Regions from separate parts of the Homo sapiens genome. Here region 2 is linked to region 1. The links are chromatin loops, found by intact Hi-C in ENCODE. Cell type or tissue: endothelial cell of umbilical vein. All regions are shown on one strand.

Region 1 (5,000 bases):
GGCTTCAACCTTAGGATCAGCTGTGGGCAATGTGAATGCTTGATATACTTGAGCTTCCTTTACACCACCTCCAAGATCCAAGAAGCTGGCTGGCTTCCTACCATTAAGGAAAATGATATCACAAGTAGCCATGGCGAGCCCAGCACCATTCACAAAGCAGGCAATGTTCCCATCTAGTCCTATGTATTTTAGATCATATTTGGCAGCTTCATTTTCAATGGGCTCATTCTCTGATTTGTCGTCCATAGCAAATATGTCTTTTTGTTGGAATTCTGCATTGTCATCAAAGTTTATCTTGGCATCAAAACAGACAACTTGTCCTTCTGGAGTTTCACCAAAGGGATTCACTTCCACCTGAGTAGCATCAATTTTCAGGAAGAGATTATACAGCTTCGTAATTTGATCTGCAGCCTGGCTTTTCAAAGGCCCAACGAAGCCTAGATTTTCTGCCATCCGCTGAGCTTGGCTGTCCTTTATTCCTTCAAAAATGTCAATTTGCTCCTTAAAAATGAGCTCTGGGTTTGAAGCAGCCACCTCTTCAATGTCGATGCCCTCCTGGGGGCTGCCCACCAGCATGGGGCCATTGCAGGACTGGTCCATCAGAATTGCCAGGTAGGTTTCTCTGGAAATGTCCAAGGCTTCAGCAACCATCACCTTGTTAACTTTCACACCTTCTTTTGGAGTTTGTTTTGTCGCTAGATTGTACCCAATCATCTGTTTAGCCAGCTGTCCCACAACATTAGGGTCTTTTGTTAAATGAACACCTCTTTTCAAACCACTATTGAAGACACCTTTTCCTCTTCCTCCAGCTAAGATCTGGGCTTTTAAAACAATTTCTTTTGCATTTAGTCTCTTAGCGGCCTCAAGAGCTTCATTCGCAGTGTCTGCTACAAAGAATCTTTGAACTGTCACTCTGTTATCAGACATCAGTTTCTTGCTCTGGCATTCCTGCAGGCTCAGCCATCTTCTGGAGGTTAATTGAACTGCCCGGGACCTGGCCACCAGGAAGCGGGGCAGCAGCGCTAGGGCTTGCAGAAGCTTCCAGGCCTGCGCTGCCATGGGGGACGCTATCTTAAACAGGAAACCTAGCACTCTAACAGCCTTTTAACTACTGCCCCTTTCCCTTTTTTCCTGCCTTGTGTGAAGATGTGATGCGTGGAACCGTGGCAGCCATCTTGCAACCATGAAGTGATGAGAATGAGAACTAAAAGCCAAGCAGCTAAGGATGGCAGAAGAAAGCCGGACAGGAGCTGGGTCTCTGTGAGCCCCGTTGAGCAGTTGAGTCAATGCTGGGAATCATCTGTCTGGAGACTTCTTGTGATGTGAAGTCTTAAATGTCTTTCCTTATGCCTTTGATAATGGCCATTAGTTGCATCATAAGCCATTTGTAATTGACACAGGGAGTAGGAAGATGAAGGTAACAATGTGAGCAAACTTATCACATGTTGATGTGGCGCTCTTGAAGCAGCTATTTTAGTCTGAGAGGCAGTTTTTTTGTTTGTTTGCTTTTTTTTAGGTAGCTGGGGGGAAAGCCAAACTATTAAATATTTAGTTTTTAATTATTGTTACTAAGTAGTACATTCAGTAGTCATCAGGCCCACATCCCTTGTCCCTTGTTTGTCTTTTTCACTTAGGCCTGCTTTGAATTTTTAATATAAAACAGTGTTTCGAGCAATTTTGTGGAGAGTGTTTTCAAATGGTCACATCAGACATTCCCTGGGTCAAAATGGCCACAGCAAATAGGCCTCCGCCAAGTGTATGGCCTCACCTGGAGCAAAGGCACGGGAGGCAGGGATCTGTGGAGTAGGGTGAGGACACAGCAAGTTAAGATGGGGGCGGGGTCATGTGGAGTGGAACTCAGAGAGTTGGGGGTTGAGTGTAGAGTAGAATAGGGGCAAAATATGTGAAATGCAGGGCTTGGGAAAGGTGGGAGCCCTTCTTTCCCAAATGCAAATTGGGAGCACCCATTTCACTGGGATGTTCTTGGCCTCCATCCCATCCTGCCTATTTTGTGCACCTTCAGATGGCCTGCTCTCATCTCAGCCCCACCTGGGGGCCTGTGAGAAACGTGGTTGCCCCAGTGTCACACAGGAAGTATGGCTGTCTCTGCTGCTGAGGTCTAAAGTCCATCCTGGGGTGAAGATGTGGTCGTCTGGTTGGAATCAGGGACCAGGAGACTTGACTGGAAGTTTCTAGTGTCTGATGCTGGTTGCTTAGGGGAGTCACCAGACAGTCCCCATGATGCCACCTGCAGAGGAAGTAGAAAGATGAGATCCAGAGATCCAGAGCAGAGAGAGAGTGGAGGACCCAGCGGCCGATGGGGACAGTGCAGAGCATCCCCATCCATATTCAGACATGCAGATGGATTGGAGTACTTGACGATGATTGCATAGCATCCGGATTGGGAATGACGAATTCAGCCTCCACCACAAGTGCAAAGTCCCTGGGACCAGCTGTCCAGAGTCACCCAGTTCTTAATCACTAGACCTCTGGAGATAATGGTCCCCATCCTCACACTTCACCCTTCCCCAGACTGCCCCAAATGTAGCTCTTCTGATGACAGTATTCTCCAGGCTTTATGAAGTTTTACTAATTGTGGCTGGTTAGTTATTTCTGAAGAAATTGTTTCTAGTCCCGGTGTTGAAGGATAGCACTTGAGCAAACAGACAAAACACTTAATAAACATTCCAAGGCCATTGGCCTTTGGAGAAAGCTTGTCTTTTGGTCATATCACTTCTTCTAATGTGGCTTTTTTCCCCCTCAGAGAAGGGTGTTAGAGGACAGGGCATTTTCCCTCTAGACATTGTCAGCGGGACAGTTCCATGAGTGTATTGGCGGTTCCTGGTCATGTGCTGTGATCACCAAGGTTCAGCCATTTTTGTGTCTGGGGAACCGGCAGGTTCCTTCGGTATAACGCTCCCCATTGCTGAGGTTATAGCAACCTCTAGGGGTTGCCACGGGTTACTGTGCTGGCTACAGTGTCTTGGATCCCTTTAAAGTTGGAGTTCTCAGGGTTTCCTACAGGTGTTCCAGGGGAGCACGGAGGGTCTGATGGCTGGACTTTAGCGTCGCCTCCATCTGCTGCCCATGGTCTGCAACTTAGGGTGTCAGCTTGCCTAGACCCACCTAAGAATCACCCCCACTCTAACTGCACACACGCAACATACACACGTGCGCACACAGCCCCTGCTCTGAAGGGGGTGTGCATTTGCCTCACTCCTCTTGTTGAAGCCCCCCGAGTTCCCCTAGTTCTTCCCTATGTCCCCAACCTCCTCATTCGCTGAACACAAACAAGTGTGTTTGTGTTCACATGTGGCCCTGGAGAGCTGTTGCCAAGCGGCATTTACCATTTTCCTGAATCTCTTAGCAGGGGCGTTCCAGGCTCTAGTTTTTATGATTTATCTCAAAATCCAATCCAATCTCGTCACCCTCTGCTTACAGCCTGTGGCAATTTCCCATTTCCCCTTCTTGTGGCCTATAAGGCCCCTTTCCCGTCTCCCTGCCCTCTTCACCCTCGTCTCTCCTGACACACCATCCCCACCTGCTAGTCAGAATGAATTTCTTTTTGTACTTCAAAAGCTCTCTTCTTATTCTTGAAATGTTACAATTAATCCCATGTGGCCACAGCTCTGTGTACAGCATGGCAGTGTCTAATAATTAGTTATGAGTGTGTGGGTATCATCCAGTATTCAGCAGGGCAACTGTGATTTGCCCACTGCAAAGCTCCAAGTACCCACTTTGAAAGATACCAAAGAAGGTTAAGACACAGTTCCTACTTCCAGGGAATTTTACCTTCTAGTTGGGTAAGACATGAACACATGAAATGACTAGAAAACAAGGAAGTGTTAAAACAGAGGTTGCAAACTGGTGGACTATGAGCTGAAGCTAGGCCTTAAAAAATGTGTCTTGTTTCAAAATAACAATCTTAGCCAGCTCAGTTGTCATTTTCCAATTTTTAAAATTCTGGTAAAATACATATAACATTAAATTTACTATTTCAACCATTTTTAAGTGTGAAATTCAGTGGCACTAAGTACATTCATATTGGTGTGCAGCCATCCCCACCGTCTACCTCCAGAACTTTTTTCATAATTTTTTTTTTTTTTTAAGATGGAGTCTCACTCTGTCACCCAGGCTGGAGTGCAGTGGCGCGATCTCGGCTCACTGCAACCTCCGCCTCCCAGGTTCAAGCGATTCTCCTGTCTCAGCCTCCCAAGTAGCTGGGACTACAGGCACCTGCCACTGTGCCCAGATAATTTTTTGTATTTTTAGTGGACATGAGGTTTCACCATGTTGGCCAGGCTGGTCTCAAACTCCTGACCTCAGGTGATCTACCCACCTCGGCCTCCCAAAGTGCTGGGATTACAGGCGTGAGCCACTGCACCCAGCCTAGAACTTTTTTCATCTTGCGAATCTGAAACTTTGTACCCATTAATCACTAATTCCCCATTCTTGCCCCCCACCCACTTCCTGGCAACCACCATTTCACTGTCTCTGTGGTTTTGACTAAGTATTGCAGCTCATACGAATGGAATCGAACAGTAATTTATCCTTCTATTACTGACTTATTTCATTTAGCAGAATGTCCTGAGGATTCATCTGTGTTGCATATATCAGCATTTCCCTCCTCGTAAGGCTAAATAATATTCCATCATGTGATATATATATATGTGTGTCACATTTTGCTTATCTATTCATTTGTCAATGGACACTTGGGTTGCATCCGCATTTTAGCTCTCATGAATAATGCTGCTATGAATATGGGTGTACAAATATATCTTCAAGACTCTGCTTTCAGTTCTTTTGAGTATATACCCAGAAGTGGAATTGCTGGATCATATGCTAATTCTATTTTTAAATGTTTGAGGAACTGCCATACTGTTTTCTACAGCAGCTGCACCGTTTTCCATTCCCACCAACAGCGCTCCAATTTCTCTACATCCTCACCAACACTTATTTTCTATTTTGTTTTTGTTTGGTTTTGTTTTTTACTAGTAGCC
Region 2 (5,000 bases), 170 kb before region 1:
AAGGGGATAGTGGAGAGGGTTTGGTTTTTGGCTTTGCTTAATTAAATGGACTCACTAATACATATTGTCTACAACTTTATTTTGGGAAAGGGAGCTTGCTATATCATGGACATTTTGCCATTTAATTTTATATCGGAGCAGTTCATGATTTTATTTCTCTAAAGAGGACAAAAAAAAAAAATCCTCGGCTTTTGTAACCGTGTAACCTCTGCACTCCGGGGGATAATTTTGGCTTTTTGTGCTGAATACCTGTACTTGAAGCCTGGCATCTCTGTGGGCTTTGGCCAGGAAGAGCCTTAATTACAAGCCGTGGGCAGCTCACACTGGTCTGATTAAGACCCTTTCCCAGCGCAGGATCCCCTCCCCATACAAAGCATCAAAGCGTCAGCCCCAACCTCTTTCACAGGATCTTGCTGTCAGACAGCAGTGGTAAATCCGTTGGAAATTCAGCACTCTCTGTTGCCGACTGTCTGGGGGCCAAACTTTTGTGAGAGTTAGAAAATGCCTTATTGAATTCCTATTGCTTTTTTGTGATTTCATGTAATGTGAATTCTTAGTGAGTCATGTATATTGGTAAGAGAGAGAATTTGTGTGAGAGAGTGGTTTTTAAAAAAAAAAAAAATAGAGTGGATGAATAGGTGATCAGCCTTGGCTCCAGAATGGACTTTCTGTTTTTATTATGCTGGGGAATTGACACAATTTAATTCCAGCGCACCTTTCAGTATCTGCTGTTGTTCATTTCCCTTCCATCCCCGTGGGAAAAGAAAAGCAATCTAAGCTTAGAATTCCTTCTCTTTCTCCCTTAACCCTTAAGGAACACAGTGAATATCATACTTTTTGTGATGTATTTTTAAGTGCTTTAAAATATTGCTATCATCATTTCACTATCTTACCCAATATTTTTGGAGCAACTATAGTGGGTCCTTGAATAACGTCATTTTGTTCAACATTGTTTTGTTATTGCATTGATGATGAAACAAATCGATTCCTGGCCAGGGCCACTGTCTGTGTGGAGGCTGTACGTTCTCCCCATGTCTGCGTGGGTTTTCTCCGGATAATCTGGTTTCCTCCCACATCCCAAAGATGTGCACATTGGGTGAATTGGCATGTCTACATAGGCCCAGTCTGAGTGAGTGTGAGTGTGGGTGTGGGTGTGAGTGCCCCCTGCTATGGGATGTGTCCTGTCCAGGGTGTGTTCTTGCCTCGCACCCTGAGCTGAGCTGCCGGGACAGGTTCCAGCCACATAAAACCCTGAACTGGAATAACTGGGTAACTAATTATCTTACTTGTTTTCATTAATCTTTCTTAAGTGTATATTTAGCTCACATTGATTTCAGTGTTTAATATAGAAGTGTTTTGGTTCTTTACTTAGAAGTTTGTTGATGTTTTTCTGACCAGAAATATGTAGGAATTTAACTCTTAAAATTGGTCTCATCATACCAATTCAGCTGTTTCACTGAAAGTCAAAGTTTCAAGAACCTATGGCTGGTATTAAGTGAGGACTTACTCAACTCTGGGCCAGGCACAGTATCAGGCACTTGGGAACAGGGATGCAAGACAAATTGGTTTTCCTGTTGGTATTGTGCTGGTGGAAACACTGAGGTTGAGCATTTAGGAAGGATGGGGTTATGATTAGAATGGCGAGCATTTGTTAAATGGACATGTTTTGCGGATAGATGTAATAATGATAAAAACCATTTACTGATTAATTGCCATGTGCTAACTTCCTTCCTAAAAGTTTTTATGTCAATTATCTCATTTGATACTTACCATGACCTTATGAAGTACATGCTTTTATTCTCCCCCTTTTATAGATGGGAAGCACAGAGAAGTTAAATTGATTATTCAAAATCACACAGCTAAAAAGTGATGTAATCTGCTTTTTGTTTTGTTTAGTGTATGTGCTGCCGAAGAGAGCACAGTATAATCTGGATTTAAACTCAGTCCAACTCCACAATGTGTGCTCATTATGGAATTACTAAGGAATCTATTGGCTCATTGATTTGTTTTTGTTTTTGTTTTTGTTTTTTGAGACGGAGTCTCACTCTGTCATCCAGGCTGGAGTGCAATGGCATGATCTTGGCTCACTGCAACCTCCACTTCCCAGCTTCAAGAAATTCTCCTGCCTCAGCCTCCCGAGTAGCTGGGATTACAGTGCGTGCCACCATGCCCTGCTAAATTTTGTATTTTTGGTAGAAACGGGGTTTCACCGTATTGACCAGGCTGGTCTCGAAATCCTGACCTCAAGTAATCTGCCCGCCTCAGCCTCCCAAAGTGCTGGGATTACAGGCGTGAGCCACCGTGCCCAGCCTTATTGATATATTTTATTAGTAGCTTCCAGTTAAAAAAAAAGATGTTTAATTATTGTTAGCCATCAATATCTCTGGAATCGGTTGATGTTTCAAGCTGTGAAACATGTTGAAGGGCTTTCAACAGATACAGTGTGATATTGCAGCATGGGGTCCAAACTAATTTCTTTCTAGACTTAAAACTGATCAAATTTTTGCTGTGTGTTGGTATTTTGGGGGATGAAATTTCACTTGTAGTGAGTCTAGTGAGTCTAGAGTCATTTAGGAATGAATCTTATTCTGTTACTTGCAGTGTTCAGTTGTGATGAAAAGAAATCCCCTGGGCTATTTTTGTTAAATCAATTTTATGTCTTTTAGTTATTTATCATGAAGTTTGCTTTAGTGAGTGAAAGTATAGGTTTCCCAATGTGCATATGTGCATATTTATGTACATATGCTCTACTTAAAGCTATGAAAATCTCAATATATTGCTAGCTTCTTGCTGTGTATGCCTGTTCTTAGTATAAACCTTTCAATTGGGAATGACGTCTAAAACTAAAAACTATGTGGTGCTACAAGCTAGGCTCTGTAACCCTCAATTCAAACTCATAGTCGTAGATCATCTTTTCTCCCAGCCATGTTGTCATAACACTGATGAAAGCTGTCATACTTCATTCATTCAGCTAACCTTGATTGAGTGAGTACCTACTATATCCTAAGCATTGACATTGTTGCTGGAAGTAAAACAATGACTCAGACCTGGTCACAGACTGCTCAGGATGTTTTTTTGTTAGGGCTCTTGTCCATGATGTAGTCTAACCCGACCACATGCTAACTGACTACATATAAAGTGAATGAGGTCAGATTCTGTTCGCAGCTGCCCAGACTGATGTGCTTAAAGCAATCTCTGGACAGATGGGGCATCTGGCACCTGTTGTGACCGCATCATGTTCTGTGGAATAAAGGAGGGAACCGGAAAGCTTGCAGTGAAGCAAAGGCAAAGCTATTTCCCTAGACACCATGGCATGATTCGTAGCCCTCTTTGGCTGGCTTCACAATCTGCCCAAACTTGAGAGGCTCAAGGTTAAACTAGTTCTAGTTTAAACTAGGACTTTCTGTGTAATTTTTAAAATCTCCCCAACTGAAAAAGAACTACACATTCCTCTTAGCTTGCTATAAAGAATAATAGACACTAGTCCATGTTGAATATATTTAAATGGGATGGTCTGCAAATTTTCATACTTGAACTGTCCTTTAATGTTTAAACTGAACACACACAGTCTTATAGGCAGCTGGACTAGAGATAAAGGTTGCTCAGCTCCACAAGTATTTACTAAGCATTTTCCTAAGAAAAGCACTGTGAAAGATCAAAACACATACACTCAAATCCACAGTAATATTCAAAACAACCAAACTTTGGGATTTTTTAGATGCCACCTCACCTTTTTGGGTGCTTTCGTTTCAAGTGCTGATGGTGCAGTACAGGAACCTCTGAGATCATCTATCTCATTCCCCAAGAAAGTTGGCAGATGAGAAGGCTGAGGCCTAGGAAGATAAATATTGCAAACTTTGAGTGTTCATTAGGGATAGCATCAAAATCAATTGTGGTCCTCTGGTAAGAAACATGGGCCACCTTCTCCACACACTTCCCACTGCCCCACCCATCCTGCATGTATCATTTCAGAAGGCTACCAAGTAATAACTCTTCTAACTGGTAAAATATATAATTTGGAGAGGAGGAGGAGCTTTGTTGGGAAAAAAGCGGAGAACGAGTTTCTAATCCCAAAAGTTGGGATCAAACTCTTTCTAAGATAGCCTTGAATTGAATCAATGTAGCAGTGGTTAATTCGTAGGTTAATTACAGCTTGATGGAAACAATAACATCGTCATGCTTGGGTTGCACATTTTAAACCCGTAAAATGATAGCCAACTCGAATGCCAATCATGAGCTTCCCAAACAGCAGCTGTCACTGTGTGGTGGACTTGGCTCTGAGTGTCTCAGGTCACCCTGATGTGTTCCAGTGTTTGCTGTTTCAGTGTCAGTGAGTACACCGTGGCCACTGCAGATCACACAGAGTCATGGCAGAGACTGTCTAACCCTCGTAATCAGGAGAGTTGGAGCTTAAGAATCAACACACGGCCTTACTTACACTTTTCATTTAAACTATGCTTGAAGCTTTAAATGTTTCCAGCTGCGCATGTATTAGAAGGGATAAAAGAATAAGGGAAGAGCTTCAGAAAACAGTGTTGTTCCAAAGGAGGGCTTGGTAATTCTAAATGGCCAGTAGGGCAGGCCAGAGGCCACTGAGGATTCACATCACAGGAGAGAAAGTATTTACCAGTAGGGTTGCTTTGATTGATGGGTCCTGGGAATTTCTGCAACATGCCCTGCAGCACCTAACAGTAGGACAGATGTTTCCATAGCTGAATCTTTCTGCCCTGCTGCTCCTGGGAAAAATAATTTCCACTCCCACTGCAGCTCTACCCTAGCCAATTAATGAAGTTCTTTCAGTGATTTTTCATTTGTGAGTATGATATGCTCAGCTCTTGGCCTAATTAGACAAGAGGGGGCCGCTGATTTCTCAGTCTCCAGACTTCTTGCTTGGGACATGCATTCTCAGTTTCTTTAGACCAGTAGTTGTATTAATAAAAGAAAGAGGAGGGGGCCAGGTGCGGTGGCTCACACCTGTAATCCCAATATTTTGGGAGGCT

The links. Peaks named below come from ENCODE experiments on the same cell type or tissue, not always from the same donor. Only the 100,000 strongest peaks of a DNase experiment are listed, where the experiment ranks them.
Region 2: it touches region 1 in a loop (5-fold over the local background); 11 of 110 quality-filtered maps call a loop at or near these places.

The regions. Positions count from the first base shown.
Region 1 is chr12:94,544,312-94,549,311 of GRCh38, reverse strand. It overlaps the pseudogene SUCLG2P2. Among named protein-coding and RNA genes, the nearest start is that of MIR5700, 15 kb to the left of the region's middle. In endothelial cell of umbilical vein, a CTCF peak has its summit at 2,944; a DNase peak (open chromatin) is centred at 2,911.
Region 2 is chr12:94,712,674-94,717,673 of GRCh38, reverse strand. No RefSeq gene overlaps it. Among named protein-coding and RNA genes, the nearest start is that of TMCC3, 65 kb to the right of the region's middle. In endothelial cell of umbilical vein, no CTCF peak of the experiment used is centred here; a DNase peak (open chromatin) is centred at 3,113; H3K27ac peaks cover 1,722 bases.